2 separate regions of the Homo sapiens genome follow, and region 2 is linked to region 1. A link is a loop called in an ENCODE intact Hi-C map of the cell type or tissue named here. Cell type or tissue: ovary. All regions are shown on one strand. Each heading gives the region's core, and the rest is flanking DNA. Links, peaks and the distances in the headings are about the cores only.

Region 1 (8,519 bases), core at 2,331-7,330:
GCCAGAAATGTGTTCTGATGTGTCCAGCATGATTTGTCCACTTGGTTATGGAACCCATTCCCCACTGGGCAAGGCCTCACGGTCTCCTGGGGCCCCTCAAATCATATTGTAGGCAGTGATCACATGATCACATGATAATTATGCCATTACCAACAAGAGAGCTGGTTTTTAATTCATTGTTTGTTTTTTTTTTAATTCAAGCTAATATTGCTTGAGCTCTGGCCTTGAGCAAGGCTCCTGCCTTGTCTGCTATGCTTAATAGGTGTTTTACTCCTCAGTGCCTCAGTTTCCTGTCTGTAGAAAGAGATTTACCCTCTGCCTGACAGTCACTGCCTGAAGGGACTTGTATGAAGGACACAGAGCCATTGAACCATGACACCTTTTGGGGGTGGGGGAGCAGGGGCCTCAGCTATGTCTCTAGCGGAAGAAAGGTGTGCCAGTCCATCCACACTCTGGTCTTGGTGGGTGGGGGCCATCGCAGGGTGGGACACAACCATCACATTCTTTTCCTCTGTGCAAGACTATGGCAGTGCCTCCTTGGCAGTGTAAAATGTAGGGCTGTATCTCAGGAGAGAGTGAGGTTAGCTGTGGGGTCTGCGAAGTGGCCAGTTGAAACTGTGAGGGGAAGAGCTCTGAGTATTAAGAGGCAAGGACCAAATGAAGTGGAGCTGTGGAAAACATTCTTACCTGAGGAATGAGAAGAGGAGCTTCCAAAAAGGGAGCTGAAGAAGATGATCAGAGAGGTGGTGTGAGAGGCACCCATACAGAACAGGTGTTTTCCTCGCCTCTGCAAACTCCATCTTGTCCATTACCCTGAATGGAGTGTCACTGAAGCGAGAGAAGAAGCATTGAATTGAACTATGTGAAACTGCCATTTTTAGGATAACAAGATGATCGACTACTGTCAATTTCATATGGTTTAACCTAAAATTACCTACTAGAAAGGCTTGGAAGGGAAGGTGGGAGACTGCAATTTGCCTGTGGTGGGAGGTGGGCATGGCAAGGGCGGCAGTGAGTGGAGCTGAGTGGAATAGGGAGAGCTCTGTCTGTCCCCTCTATGGGGGACACAGTGTGAGCAGGAAGGGGCCTTCAGAAATGAATCCACACCCTCTAGTCCAACAAATGGTGACTGCATTGAAGAGGAAGCCTACTCATATAGATAAGAGGTCAGTAAAAACGAAAACCTCCCTACTGTGGAACCCAATAAAGCAGCATTCCTATAGAAAACTAGTACATGGCAATCTCCAAGAGGAAGGAACAGGACACACTATTTCCTAAAAGTATTTGATCACAAAATACATTGTTCTCATGGAGCTTCTCTCAGGACTGGTGTTTTGCCAAATGTATTTTGGTCATTCAGACAGGAGTTGGGCTGAAATATCTACGCACAATCTATGGAACAAAAAATTAATAGTGTAAACCAGATTTCTATTTTCAATAGAAATATGAAAATACTTTGGGGGGAAAAGACATTCCAAAGAGCTGGGAAGTATTTTAGAAGCACAAAGTACGTATAAATTATGTATATAATATTAATAATAAATTAATTATTCATTAAAACAGGTTCCCTAAAGATATGGCTAAAGCAAGACTAGATCAGCCTAGTTGAAGACATATACTTAAAAGTAATATGACTACATTGCTTCAAGTATATTCACACGTTTCAATCATTCAAACTAGTTCCACCATTTTATTCCGTACTTAAACATTTTTAATCTATCTATTTAATTCACTAATTCATCTGAAAACATGTGAAGGGTATTGTGCTTGGTATCATGAGGCTACAAAGATAAATAAGGCAGGGAATTTGCCTTCAAGGAGATTTCCATGAGAGAGGTGCTAAACCAGGTAGATTAGAATAAATGAATACTCTCCAAAGTAGAAAGTGATTAAATAGTATACGAAAGACACAATTAAGTGCTAGGGGCTTCTGAGGGAGGGAGGTTGCTTTGAGCTATGGATGAGAGAGGACTTTGGAAAGGAAATTCTATCTGGGAAGGCAGGGCAGTGGGGATGCTGGTGAAGAAGGCATAGCGGATGGAGTGAACAGCAGGAGGAAAGAGCATCCTTTGGTGGGCATCATAGATTGTGTTTGGCCACTTAAGCAGAATGTTTGTACAGTTGAGAAGACAAACTAAGGATTGAGACTTGATTCTGTAGGTGATACGGAGTGCCAAGTGTGTGATCAGAGGACTGACCAACCTGTGACAGTGGGAGTATGGGAGGTAGAATTGACAACTGCAAACTCAAAGGACAGGAGGTCATACGAGGCTTTAATAGAGAGTTCTGGGTTAAAAGAAAAAAATGTATATTGTGAAAATATGAAATGTTTAGCTCTGCTCTGTCTGCCTTGATATTAACATATTCCACCAACCCATACCTGAGAGTAATCAAGGAGATTCTGGCAATATGCACAAAGTGATTTGCCACATCAATGAGAATGGAAAGTGCCTTTGTGTTCATGCTACTTAAAGTAGCATAGAAACAAAATAAATGAGTCTGGGGCCTTTCAGTGTGGACCCTGGGAAATGCTCACATTGGGTTATCATTAATGGTAAATGGCCCTGGAAAGATATGGCATATGAGTGGCATATGACCAACAAAAAATAAAACAACACGGTGTGTGGGCTGTGGAAGATACAGCCAGTATGACCCCCATGATTGAACGCCTGCTATGTTTTCTAATTTAATCTTCATATTAGTCCCAATGTATTATATTATCCCTATTTTATAGATTAAAAAAAGAAAACACTTAGAATAGTCCAAAAAACTTTAAAGAGGCAACCTTGCAAGCCAGGGGCAAGGCCTCAATTTGAATCCAGGCCCTTTTCACTCCAAAAGAAAGGCTGTGCAGAAGTCACACCTTTGTGTAATGAACACCAACTCCCTGCCTTCTCACCATCTTGAATCCCTTATCTGTAAAATCAGGGGTGAGTTTGGGGGAAAAGGTAGGCAGGGACTAAGTCTGTCTACTTCACAGGTCCATTTTGAAGCTCAAATGTGGAAGCACCTTTCAATTCTGAAGCAAGAACTTTACTAACGTGCATGTTTTGAGGGAGGTATGGGGTGCTGTGGGAGCTGAGCAAAGTGGGGGCTCTTCCAAAAAGCAGCTGGGCAGTCCTCGGGAGGAATATACATTTAAGCAGGTGGTCACAGAGGTGGCTGAGAAAGAAGCCGGAAGAGTTAAGAACAAATGAATTCAGGCTCTGCAGCTTTGCCTATGGCCAAATCTGGGTCCCAACTTAGTGTGACTGGAACCCCTTTTCCCCCTTCTGGCTGGCCCTGAGGCTTTGGGCCGTAACTCTCCAGGTACAGTGAAGCCTGCAGAACCACCTCATGTTGCCCATCCAGTGTCCTCCCATCGCTGGCCTGGCCCCAGGCCTCTGGCCAGGTGCTGGAGCTGATAGACAGCCCCAAGCCAAGGCCACCACCAGCAACACTGCCAAGGGATTTGGTCTGGGTCCATGAAGCTTGTCCTGCCACTGGGAGAGAAATGTACTCAAAATGTAGCCAAGAAGGCTTCCTTTCTCTGCTAGCAGAGGGGGCCTATGGCTCCCCACAGTCTGCATGATAAATCAGTGCAAAGACATCAGCTTCAAGGCCATAAGGGACCCTTATTATCATAGGCCAAACACAGAGTCAGTGCTGCAGGATTTATTTTCTAGTTCATAAATCTCAGTTGATTAGAGCATGTCCTCACAGCATTGCAGAGCCCTCTCCAGCAGGAGCTGTGCATAAACCTATGGCTGTGGTTCCTAGGAGTCTAGGGCCAGCAGAGAAGGTGCCACTTACCTGGCAAGCAACATACTTTTGGTTTGAATTCCAAGTGTAAAGAAATACTGAGGGAGGGAGAGGAGGTTCTACCTAAATTACCCAGAAAATGGCCTCCTCTGCTTGGCTTGAGGAGGGAAGAGTTGCCCTTTGGGGCTTTGTGCCACCCACCAACAAAAACTAGAAATTTTTCCTGGGCTCCAGACCCCCACCTGAGCTTTGATCAGGTGTGAATGGGTCCAAGAACTTCCTGAAATTATTTGGGATGTGTCTGCCTCATGTGTATTGTGTCTGTACCAATGAGAATCCCTCTTGGGAACCTTATTAGTCCCCTGTTGGTCTCTACTGGGACCTTATAAGGCCCGTAGCTTTCTTATATCTTGGGAGAATCATGATCCAAAAATAGTTACTAACTTGTGCTCCAGGAAGATAAACCTCCTCCATTCTTCCTTTCTGAGAAGCAGAACCCTATGCTCCCAGACAGCCATGAGCTGCTTTTGCCTGCCTGGAACATTAACTGCAGGCAGGTTCTATGGCATGACTCCCAAATTGGTGTTTAGCTTTTCAGAAATTGGCAGCATTTTCTCCCTGACTCTTGCAAGGACACTTGACCTCACCCTTCCTGGCCTTTCTTCCTCATAAAGCCAGCTTCTAAAAGAGTGGAAACAGATACTCGGTTACCCCCTGAGGTAGGGGCCTTCTGGGGACAGAGTGCAACCTAGAAGGAGGCTCAGGAGGCTCTTTGCATTCTGAGGCCTGGGAATTGGAGGAGACGCTGCCTAGCCTCAGGAAAAGAATGTAACAGCTTGCACAGAGCTGAGTGTGCTACATAATCCTGTCTTAAAAGAATGAATACCTCCTGGAGGTAAACAAGAACTATCAGAAGGCCTCAGAGCAGCCGCAGCCACCCTAGCCAGAAAAGACATGACAGCCGCAGAATTGTAAAGAGCTAGCTGAGAGCAGCACAGGATGCGTCCAGATGCAAAATATTTCCAGCGCAAAAAAAAAAAAAAAAAAAGCCAATGTCAGAAGCCATGGGGATTCAGGCAACAGAAGTGCCTCTCCTCCTGTCTCCCTCCTGAAGAGGTGTCCCAGGGGTCCTTGAAAACTGGCAGTGCTCACTGAAGAGGCAGGGAGGGCTGAATGCCTTGCTCCAATTAAAGCCTAAGGACCAACCCCGCAGAGTCCCAGCTGTGCTGCTGCTCCACTTGGGAAGGCAAACCTGGACAAGCTCCGCCATTCAGGAAAGCTTCAGGCCTACATTGTTCTCGTGGAGCTCGTGTGTAATAGGAAACGCTGTGGCGTCCAGATCCACTCTTCTCAGCAGCTCAGTGCATCTTCGCTGCTGTCATCTGCTTCTTCAGAGGGAGAGGGGAGTGTGTGGAAAACCATGCTGCCCAACAGTCCCCGGTCTCTTTTTAACGGTGTGCTCTGTTCCCAGTTCTGTTTCTAAAGGGGTTGGGGTGGGGCAGCAGAGGGCACCTCCCACCCAGGAGGCCGCTTTTTTCTTCCCTGAAGTCCACTATGAGCTCCAGCAGGTATCAGAAGGGACTGGAGCAGGCAAGTGGGAACTGAAGCAAATGGACAGCAACTTCATGAGAGGATGCACATCCAATGTCTTCAGGTCGGCTGACCTTTCAAGAGAAGCAGGAAATCTGTGTTTGTAAGTGAAATGTTCCATTTATAATGGTTGGCTCAGGTTTTAAAAGAGTAGTTTTGTAGGCAGGGGTCTCCTTTGTGCTCCCTCTGCTCTGTAGGGAGATGCTCCTCCAGGCCCTGGTACAGTGACACCTGCAGAACCACCTCATGTGGTTCTGCACACCCCAGCACACCCCAGCTAGTTCCACTACCTCCTTGCCCATACTAGCAATGCCCGGGAGCCTCACCGGGCACAACCACGTAGAGCAGCCAGCTCCAGAGAGCCTTGAGGCTGAAGAAGAGATTTGCTCTTTCTGCAATATGTAGAATCCACAGAGCCACAGATCCACAGATGTGAGCAATAATTTTGGCCCCTCCATAATCACAGTTTCTGGTCAAGAACAAGTTCCCATATCCTTGTCAGCTGCAGAATCTGAAACAAGACGTGGTAAAATGACACCCACTTTTGCCTCATGTGGCCATGATGGAAGAATGATAGCCCTTAAGCAATCCGAGCTCCTCTCAAAATAAATAGTCATGACAGCTTCATCACTGCATGCTGAAATAATAGGTATTGGCCTTATTACAAAACCTCAGTATTCTCATGGCATCATACTCTGGCCATATCTCTGTGAAGTACCAGAGACATCCACTGTTTTCCTCATTTCATTGTATGGACTGAAACTGAGGAAGGAAAAGTTTGAAACTGCTCAGAGCCCCCACCTGCCTTCAGGCTTAGGATTTGTATCTTGGGGGTCTCATCTTAATATCACTTCACGCTGCCCCCTCTATCCCCCCAGACTCTGCAGACATTCTTTTTCTGTCCTGTGGCAAAATGAGACTTTCTTTTCTCCTCTTCTCCTTCTTTCCTTCTTCTATTCATCCCTTCACAGGAAGTTAGAGCAAATATTCAAAGCCTTCATTATCATAGTAGCCTTTTAAAGTTTTGCCCCTGAGAGGGAGTCAATATCCTTAAGGCTGTTTTGCTAGCAGATGACTTATTGTGAATAAGCGGAGCCCAAATCCTCTTACAGCAACATACTCAGCATCTCCCTGGTGTGATACCTGGATACTCATGCCCCTCCACAATTCTTGGGGCCCCATGAATACTCATAAATGGTGAATGGACAAACTTGCTTTCTGGCAATGGACCAACCACACCTACATCTCCTTCTAAGTATTACAAAGACAATCAAAGAATTACCCACTTTTATATGATTCTTTATGAAGCATATGCAATGTGGAGCTGAATCAGATACCATTAGGAAGATCCTTTTAATCTCCCTTCAAATATCTTGCTCTCTGATTTACTAGGGTGTTGTACATGTTCTGCCGGAAAAAAAAAAGGTAAAAAAATTCATCATTGCTAGTTACCTTCTATATTGTTATGCATTCCAGCTTTGCTTTGGAGTACAGAAATATTGTTCATGGCCTTTCTTTCTCAACCAGTGAATTAGCCAGTCAGGTTAACAACTGATCATCTTGGCCTCAATCTCTAAAGGACATTTAGGAATATTAAAAATACTGTCCTTGCAAATATTACTGCAAGATTTGAGATTGATCATACAACATAGTGACTATAGTTAATCATGATGTATTGTACGCTTGAAAATAGCCAAGACAGTAGATTTGAGGTGTTCTCACTACAAAAGAAATGTTAAATATGTGACATAATGCATATACTATTTAGCTCAATTTAGCTGTTCTACAATGTATACATATTTTAAAACACCATATTGCATACCATAAATATATACAATTTTGTCAATTAAAAAATAAATAAAATGCAAAAAAAAACCTTGGGTCCTTCTTCAATCAATGAAAAAATACATATGAATGAACAAATTATATAAAATAATATTTAGCCAAACTGCTAAAATATGTGATAGAGACAGCAAATTTTCCAGGAGCTCAAAGGGCAAAGGGAGAACAATGAGAGCTGGAAAAATCAAAGAAACTTCCTGGAAGAAGTGATATTTGATCTAGAACTTGAGAAATGGGAACAACTGAATTGGAAACTTAGGGGTAGGAATGACCTTGCTTTAATTGGCTGGGAAAAATGAAATTTCTGGTTGAGTTGAGATGGGAAAGCAAATGCAATCCAATAAACAACATAGAGAAAACTTTGGGTGAAACTATGGGGAAATCGCAGGCTTTTAAATTCAGCCTCTTTTTGTTAGAGTTTTACGAAAATTAGTCTGGTAGTTGTACTTGGACTGGATGCAGAACACACAGGCCAGAAGGGATAGCCAATGCTGAGTGCTAAACTGGGCAACTACTATAGACTGAATGTTATATCCCCCAAATTTCATGTTGAAATCCTAACCCCCAGTGTGATGGTATTAGGAGGTGGGACGTTTAGGAGGTGATTAGGTCATGAGGGTGGTGTCCTCATGAATGGGATTGGTGCCCTTATAAAAGAAACCCAGAGAGCTGCTTCATTCCTTCCACCAAGGGAGAAGACAGCTGCCCATGAACCAGGAAGTGGGCCTTCACCAGACAGCAATCTGCCAGCACCTTCTTCTTGGACTTCCCAGCCTCCAGAATGTGAGAGAGTGTGTGTGTGTGTGTGTGTGTGTGTGTGTGTGTGTGTGTGTGTGTGTGTGTGTGTGTGTGTGTATATATGTTTTTTAAAATCTATATACTTAACATTTAAAATAAATATAAATATATATATTTCTACTGTTTATAAGCCACCTAGTATATGGCTTATAATTTAAACCATAGACCAGTCTATGGTCTGTAATAGCAGACTGAGCCGACTAAGACAGCAACTGACATGTGTTAAGAATAAAGAGATCTTACAAATCTACAAGAAAATAACAAATACCCTCCTTGAAATGGACAATATTAAGCATGTTGCAGAAAAAAAATGAGAAAATGTATAAGTTCCTACACACATACAAAGAAAGTTAAAAAATACAAGTTGGCAAGATTAGATAAAAAGATAAAAGCCAATGCTAATTGGCAAAGGGGCACCATCATACACTGCTGGTAAGAGTACAAATTGGGGTATGCTCTGTATTTGCTATCATGTGCAGACTTTCAACCCAGTGGGTAAATCTACCTTTCAGGACTTATCCTAAAGAAAGAATTAAGAGTCTGTACAA
Region 2 (8,519 bases), core at 1,453-6,452, 59 kb before region 1:
TATTTGAGTTTTCTTTTCTAGGGATACCACTAACCTTTTATTTTTTAACCTAACATTCATTTTCTCAAAAAATGAAGGACTTAAATTATGATTATGGAGACTTGAACTTTTGCTTTTAAAACGCCAACTTAAACCTTAGGGTATTAAAAAAATCAATTCACCTTCTAGAGGTGCTTCTCACCTTTAATCTCTAGCCACTTTTTCAAGCTGCATCTACTTGACATGACACTTTACCCCCACCCTTTTCCCTCAGTCTCTTTTTCCATTCTCTCCCATCTTTTCTACAAAAACACACACAATGACAAAGTTTTCTGACAGCTTAATGGAACTTTCAAGGACTACGGGGACTAGGTTAAGTGTGATCTTATTAACAGAACATCTGGAGTGGTTAAAAATTTGCTCTTTAATTGGTTCAACGGCACTGTGTTCATCTAGATTTTGTTTTGTCCTAACGATAAAATTGTGAAGAATCAATTAGTAGTTTGCATTATGTGGAAAAGTGGGAAAATAATATCCGCTTTGTCTCAGACCTTTCTTTCTGATAGCCTAGTTTCACCAAGTTTTTTTTAAAAGGCTTGTTAGAAGTTTTACTTTGCAAACTTCACTGCTCCATAGACAAACTAGTCCACAGAGGGCAAAACAGTGGAAATCAGGTAATTTCCTGAGAATAGCTTCTCTTTTCTTGACATTATACCTGAGACTGGCCTCAAACTACGTAGGGCTTGCTCAAACTAACTACATCACGCATGCCATTATCCTGGAAAGACAGAGGATGAAAAAGGTGTGTTCATTTGTTGGTTCCAGGGAGATACAGGTTATGCAAGTAATAGATAAACTCTTGCAAAGTGTATGGGCTTCTCTAGGGACTGAAAGGAGCCATGTGAACCTCATCATATGTAAATCTCTTAGCACTTTAAATTGTGGAAACGCCCTGAAGTATACTACCGAAATGTAGTGGATATATTAAAATATACTGGGTGCACAGTAGATGGGATCTTAATTGGTGTCAGAAAGCCAATTACAGGCAATGTGAAGGTTTGTCACCCTTAATTAATATTTCTTAAGCTCTTATAAGTCTACAGCCTGACAACTATCTTTGTAAAGAGATTCATTTTTAATGGGGTAATAAATTTTTTTCCACTCCAATTATTTTTAAATTTCATATTTTTTAAAAGGATGCATTCCTTTTCAAACAGATATCTGCAATTACTTCTTTTTTACTGAAATCAGAGGCAGTCATTATGAACAGTATAGAAATAATGGAAGTTCGGTATAGTCAACCACTGACAATGCTTTATTAGAAAGGAAAATGGTGTCGAGAAATTTATAGGGCAGCAAACTGCATTATGCCTAACCTTTTGGACGTATTAAAGCATGTCATTTCCAGTCTTACAGCCTCTTGTTATTCATAAATAATAGATAGCACTGGACACAATCATCTGACATTTGTTAAGGTAATAAATATACCCTAAGTGCTGATGGGTCTCGCACTCCATGATTTAAAAGCACACAGCAGAAATTTAATGTAACTTAAAATGTCTCATGTAATTCTATGGATTTGCAGATTCAGTTCAACTCAGCAGATCAATAAGCACAGAGCTCTGTTGAGTGAACTGTTGTGCTAGGCATCTTTTATTATTATAAAGCAGGACCTTACTTTGGTGAATGACACATGAACTCAAGTCCCTCTTTTCACCCCGGGAATATAAAGGAGAAGAACCTTCGTGAGTTTCTTTTCTCTCGTCTAGTCATGCAGAGATGAAGGTAAAGATTTTGGCATCCCCTAAACCATTCTCAAACGTTGCTTAATAGCTGTAAGTTGAGTTGAGGGAGTGGGTTTTGAGATGATATTAGATGCAGGCCTTTAAAGGAAGCCACTCTGTCCAATGGTGGGCTCCATCAAGCATTCTGCTTCTTCTGCACTTGAGAACCAGTTATGCCTGGGCTGACCCAATCTAGGACATACGTGAGCTCTGTGGTACCAACCACTATCTGACGGCCACAGTTACAGAGATGAGGAGTATTAGAAATTCTCCTCCAAGTCTTCCTACCAGAGCAAATAGAGACCACAAGCATTGTTTCAGCAGTTTTGGTGCAAGCAAATTGGGTTGATTCTTTTGCAGGAGTAGCAGCCCAGTATTTTGAGCTATATGCCATGCTTTTGACAGATACTAAGGGAAAGTGTTTGTTAGGAATTTGATTGTCTTTCCAATAAAACAAGGTCGATTTCTATTCTTTGTCAGAGCATGATACCCACAGTAAAGAAATTATCCAATGAGACCTTAGATATGTTTTCTGGAATATTATTTATGTTATTTCAGGACAGCATGTCTCAAGCTTTAGAGAACTTAAGAATCATCTGGAGTTCTGGTTTCTGGGCCTAACCCAGAGATTCTGAGGCTGAAACTTTGGGCAGGACTTGAGGATTTCTGTCTCTAATTAGTTCCAGGTGATGTTAATGCTGAGTGGCACTGATTCAGACATTTTCCACGTTGCTGATGGGCTGTCTTATTTAAGTTCACTAGTCAAGGTTTTGTTGTAGTTGTAAATCCTTATTTTTACACTTTTGGCTAACACAGTTGAACCCTACCAAAGTGTTGCCTTAAAATAGTCTAATCTTGGACCCTGTACAAGACAGGCAACTTGTCAAACATTCTAGAAATACTGTCCTTACATTATTAATTGAGCATTAACACGTTTTCTGCACAATGCCAACTGCTTTGTGTTCATTTATTCAACCTATTTAGTCCTTCCAACAATGCTCATCTTATAGCCAACACTACTGGGGCCTGGAGACCGAGTGACATACCCAAAGTCACACAGTTAGCTATTTGTAGAGCCAACACGCAAACCCAGGTCTTTATGAGCTCAAAGTGTATGTTCTTAACCAGTAACACCCAGTCTCATCTTTAACCCAGATCTCAAGAACTACATTTCTAGAAAATTCAAGTTGGAAGATTTAGCAGTATTGAAACAGACCTGTTTCTTCATATCTGTTTTATCTTTGCTTTATAGAGAAAATTCAAAGCAAGTAATCAAATAATCCAAGCAAAGACTTGCCCAAATTTCACAATTTTTTAAGGAGGTCCACTTCTCCATTTTGTGGCTTTGATGCCTTTTGAGAGAGTAAAGGAAAAAGATGGGACCAGGAAGTTGGAAAATAGAAATGCTTTGTCTGGTTTTAGAAATCACTTAGATGTTGTGTTTCTCGTCTTATTTAAGAAAGCTGATGAAAGAAAACTTCAAAAAGCAGGAAAATACGCCTTGCAGACTCTGCTAAAACTTTGCCAATGTAAAAGAATCATTACCTTTACGGGGACAGTAACAGTTCTAACACATGAAACCACAAACCAGCATTCCAGGGCATGGCTTTTAAAAATTATCTTATCATGACTCTTAGTCTAGACATCAGCCCGTGCTCTGGCTGTAGCACTCCCATTGGCAATGCCATTTCTAAAGCAGTAGAGCAGTGGAGGAACAGTGAACTGAGCGTTCCCAGCACACAGGGAAAAATGAAGCTGTTTCTTCTCTAAAAAAATGAAATAGAATGAATTCCAGGCTCATTCTCCCTTCTATCCCTGTGATGACATCCCAACCAAAAATGCATCACTTTTAAAGGTGATCGAAGTGGAAGTGGGTTCATCTACAGTCAACCACTCCAAGCATTATTTCAATATGTGAGTTTTAAAATAGCTTCTGAATTCAGGACATTAAACAGCCAGGCCAGGAAGCTACCTCCACTTTGGCATGGTCAGTCATTAACTTTATATATCTTGAAGACCATGGCCCCTCCTGGTACCTAATCTGTAGCCTGCCAGGAAAAACACATACATACACACACACGCGCACACACACATGCACACACACACACACACACACTTAAAGGAAAAGGAAACTTTAAGTTATAAACTCCAAGCCTATTTCCATGGCTGCTGGCATGTCAGTTTATTCCTAAGCCATCTGGTTCACATTATGCCGTAAGACAAGAAGAAGGCTGCTTCCTGCCCAGATAACCACAGAGAGTTCCCATTTCACTTTCAGCGTGGTCACCTCGACTGGCTGGGGTGTGGCTTTGAGAATAAATTGTCTCCAGTTAGGGTTTTTCCCTTGTTTGTTTTCTTCTCTTCTTAATAGGGATTACAGCGGGCCCTGTGTGGTTAGCGGGGCGATGCTTGGCTAGTGATTAGTTCATTCATTTATACTGTCTTGCAGGACCGTGAGCCTGGAATTTTGTTGCAGTAAGATTTGCAAACAAGAAAAATTGGGCTGTTAGATTCCATTCACTCAAGTTGTTATGAGGATTTCAAGGAAATTGTAGGCTTGTCTTACTATAAAGCAGAATCAAGAATCTATTTTTAGGGGATGCTACTCCGGGGCTTTTCTTGGTGTTTTGCCATCTTTCTTAGCTCTCAGACCCAACACAAACCCTCTCTGGCTCAGTGATGGAGGAAATGTCCATCCTCCTTTTTGCCTTTGCATATTTCTCTAAAGGACACAGAGAGGCTTTGTTGTCTTTGTGGTCACCGGGTCCACTTTACACAGATGCCTATTAATCACTTCACTATGGAGACAGACACATCCATCATATCACAGCAGCTCAGAAACGGGCCGTCCAGTGAAAGGGGGTGAGAGGGGAAAGTGCACACTTAACCATTTCGAGTTAGGTTACTGGTTGCCTGTGTCTTACACGCTTAGGGTGGTAATTGGGGTGGGGGTGAGTAGAGCTCTTCCTTTGTATTTAGCTTAATAGGTGTGATTAATTTTACGTATTTTTGCTTGTCTGTTTGCTTCACATTTTGATAGGACAGATAACATCTCCCAGCTATTTGTGTAAGGTGCAGGGCATTAGTATACTTTAAGATTGAGAGTTTTAATTTTAAAAACAGTAATAATAAATGCAGGTAGACTAGCTGTGCTTTTGATGCAATGATACTGACTCTTTGAAGCCAAGAGTTTTGCGATAATGGATTCAATGTGGAACAGAGCAAGCCGAAAGTTAGCTTTCTCAGGCAAGAGAAACTGCAGATAAATTAACCAAGAACTTTCCTTCTATGAGTGGCAGATCTTCTAAACCTCTTTTTTAATCATTCAAGGCTGTCCACAGCCTTCCAAATGGTATTTCTAGCTCTTGCTCTTGTATTTTCTCTACAAGTGCTCATTCATGTATGCATTCCTTTACTATTTATTTAAAAGATATTTACTGAGCACCTTTCTGCCTGAAGATTCAGTGGTGAGTTTTAGCAGTCTAGGTGAGAAAAACAAGTATCATACTAGTGATGATTTTAGAATAAAGGGAATGCAGAGCTCTGGGGACACTTTAGAAGGAAGAACTTAACTGGCCTAAGGAGTCAGAGAAGGCTTCCCCATTTAAGCTGAGCCCTAAAGATAGGGTCTGATGAGTGGGAAAATGAGTAGGGACATTCCAGGCAGAGAGAACAGCCTGTATGAGAGCCATGAAGCAAGCTTGAGTATGGAAGGGTGGCTCATGCCTCCAGCCTAACAGACTAGAAGGGAGTTAGACCATTTGCTATTACTCACTACGGCCTTCCCTTTCCTTCCCTCCAAGGCTCAGTTCTTGTTGCTCTCTCTGCTCCAGCTAAGATCCTGTGCATCTTTAAGGCTTAGCTCAAATGCCATTTCCAATGTAAAGCTTTTGCCCACTGTTGAAGCAGAAGTGATGTAACTCATGACATAGCCACACTTTGGACAGAGTTGTATGCAAGCACTTGCCTTCTTCCCTGCTGGTTTATGCCTCATTCATCATTGTCCTTCCCCGACACCTAGTGCAGTGCTTGGTAAATGTTTGCTGAAGGCAGCCACAAAGATGCTTGGAGCCAAAACCTTGTTATACTAGGAGAGTGATAATAAAGAAACAACCCAACCCTAAGTTAGGGGAAAACATCATTTCTAAAGCAAATTGTCTCAGAGCCTGGTGCTAGGTTCCCTTTGCACGGAATAGTATCCATGAGCAGGACTACTAGAAAACATTTTTTAAAATAAGGAATGTAGTGTTTGATATTTCAAAATTTATTAACATGGTCATCATAGGAAAAGTCAGAATTGTATTGGGCTTCCTCTTAGTTTTCAGTTTACAATTGTTCTTATTTTGAATCACATGTTGCAGGGTCTAGGGGCAGGGTCCTTCATAATCTTTTCATTGCTTTGGACTCTAAAGAACTTCAAATTTCCTCTCTGAGGTCTCCCTCCAGCATCTGAAAACTCTCACCTCAGGAAAAAAAAAAAAAAACAGTGGAGATTCTATTCTTTCTCAGTTCTGCCAATTTAAGACATGATTTCAGAGAAATCTCTAAGCCAGGGTGTGCCTTGCTTCCTGCAATAGGAAGGTGGAAAGACTAACCATTTAGCACCTTATGACTGGTGAGAAATAGCTGGTGGTTAATGAATCAATGCAAAGGATTTTTCAAATACTGTTTTCATTACTAATGCCCCATTTTCAATTGGTAAGAGCAGAAGAGGATGCAGGGGTTGGCAGAGGAAGGAATTTCAAGACCCTAGGGTAGAGAAGCCAACTCTGATTGTTCTCTCTGCAGTGGGAGGATACCTGCGGAGGGGAGTACACCACCCTCCAAGGGCCCTTTACTTGCCCAGGGCTTCCAGGCAGCATCTGAAGCAAGGGATACTCAGCTCTAGCCTGTTGCCCTTTGCCCTTTGCCCTTTGCAGAGATGCATTTTTTTTTTTTCTAATTATTCAGTTCCACTGGGGCACTCTGTTGTTGTAAATAACCCATTTATCGTCATCGACTCTTTTGGATTTTTCCCAGAACTAATTTCATTTTTGAAATAGTTTCTCTTCTTATTGTTTTGAGCAAATACTGAGCACCATTATAGATTTATTTTTGTTTGTCTGATAGATGCTACTATTAAAATTCTTTTATATGATTGGAGATAGAATTTATTTCCATGACTTCAAAAGCAAGGGTGATAGTCACTCTAAAGATTACCTCCCAAGTTTAGAAGTTCATTTAAAAATAGCTCTACAATGTATTGAAAACCCATTTATTCAGCCATCATTTGTTGAGTTACCCAACTAAGAGCTCTGTGGATGGCAAGGGTTATAAATGCCGAAAAAATGTGGTACTTGCCCAGGATTTGCACTCCACTGAGAATCCAACTATAATTGCCAACATTTTCCACTTCTGTTGTTTTAATTATTTCAAAATTCAGTAACTATAGGCATCCTGAAACAGTATGCATTCCCTTATATTGCTTCGAAATCTCATATCACCTTTTTGACTACATTTAGAAGGCACGAAGTTTGGACCTGGAAGCACAGGTCTACTCCTCTCCCATGGGAGACCAATAGCAAATGGAATCCAATGGAGCAGCTGCGACTATCACTTGGAAGCCCTCTGTGAGCCACTAACCCACCACTTCTCCTTTGTGGCTTCTTTTGAGCTTTAGATTTGTCCAGCAAACTACAGCATTTAAGCTCTTTCCTATTTTTTATTTCCTTTGATTCTTGTAACAATCCAGTAAGGCAGTAAGATTAGGTGTGTTCACCTCATGCTACAGATAAAAAAACTGAGGCCCAGAGATGTTAAGTCACTTGCCAAAAGGTCACCCAGCCAGTAAGTGGGAGCCTGCAATTCCAAGCCCACTGAGATCTTCTCTAGCTGCTTTTATCACCACTACTGACAAGTCTGCTGTTTCCAAGCCTTCACAATGGCTATTCCACAAAGTTGACTTGATCATTTCTGTGAATGCTTCTTTGGCCTTTTTCATGATATAAGCAGAAAGCTTTAAGTTTGAAAGGCATTTCCAAAAATAACGTTTACCTTATCTTCTTCAACTGCACTTTCAACTTACTCTCTGATCTGTTTCCATCTTTGGACGTTTCTGAATTTACACAAGCAGATGAGGAAAGCCCTCTGCCTCCCCATGGATAGATGAAGACATGCAAAAATGTTTTTAAGGCCACTCTTTATATAACAAAATGAGACGGGGGAAAAAATCTGTCTGAGATACCATTTTCCTGAAAGGTCAGATCCTACTTAACTTGTTAACAACCAAAAACCTGAACTCAAATATCATCCACTAAAAAAGAGTTCTTCCCAGTGAAAGAATAAGTAGCTTTCATGAGTCTAAAATAGCCAAGGACCTTCAGACATGAAAGAAGAATGATATTTGGGAGCTAAAAGTAAGGCTAAGAAGCAATGGATACATGTGAAAAATTTGCAGTTTTCCCAGTGAAACCAATGAATTGCTCTAGCTTTACTCTTTCCACGTTCCTTTTAAACTGAGAGGGCAGTTTAAATTGTAGAATGCCAAAGTCAATTGTAAATAGCTTCCTATTATAATACACATTTATTGGGAATATCCAGTCCCCCTAAATTTGGTAGCCTGGAAGGGTTTCATGAAATACTCATTGCCATGAAAAAAACACCTAATACACCCCCACCCCATTACTGGGGCCGTCTAGCCTGTGTTCAACTCCCACTGAAATCACCAAGTCAATGAGAGAAATTAAAACCATTTTATCCACAGGTGTACATTTTTGT

The links. Peaks named below come from ENCODE experiments on the same cell type or tissue, not always from the same donor. Only the 100,000 strongest peaks of a DNase experiment are listed, where the experiment ranks them.
Region 2: it touches region 1 in a loop (6-fold over the local background); 2 of 110 quality-filtered maps call a loop at or near these places.

Annotation. Positions count from the first base shown.
Region 1 is chr5:116,391,791-116,400,309 of GRCh38, reverse strand. No RefSeq gene overlaps it. Among named protein-coding and RNA genes, the nearest start is that of SEMA6A-AS1, 51 kb to the left of the region's middle. In ovary, for the core only: no CTCF peak of the experiment used is centred there; no DNase peak of the experiment used is centred there; H3K27ac peaks cover 585 bases.
Region 2 is chr5:116,450,150-116,458,668 of GRCh38, reverse strand. The region is part of intron 18 of SEMA6A (semaphorin 6A); the gene reads left to right. The region is part of intron 2 of SEMA6A-AS1 (SEMA6A antisense RNA 1); the gene reads right to left. Among named protein-coding and RNA genes, the nearest start is that of SEMA6A-AS1, 6.9 kb to the right of the region's middle. RefSeq lists a silencer at 3,886-3,965. In ovary, for the core only: no CTCF peak of the experiment used is centred there; a DNase peak (open chromatin) is centred at 4,103.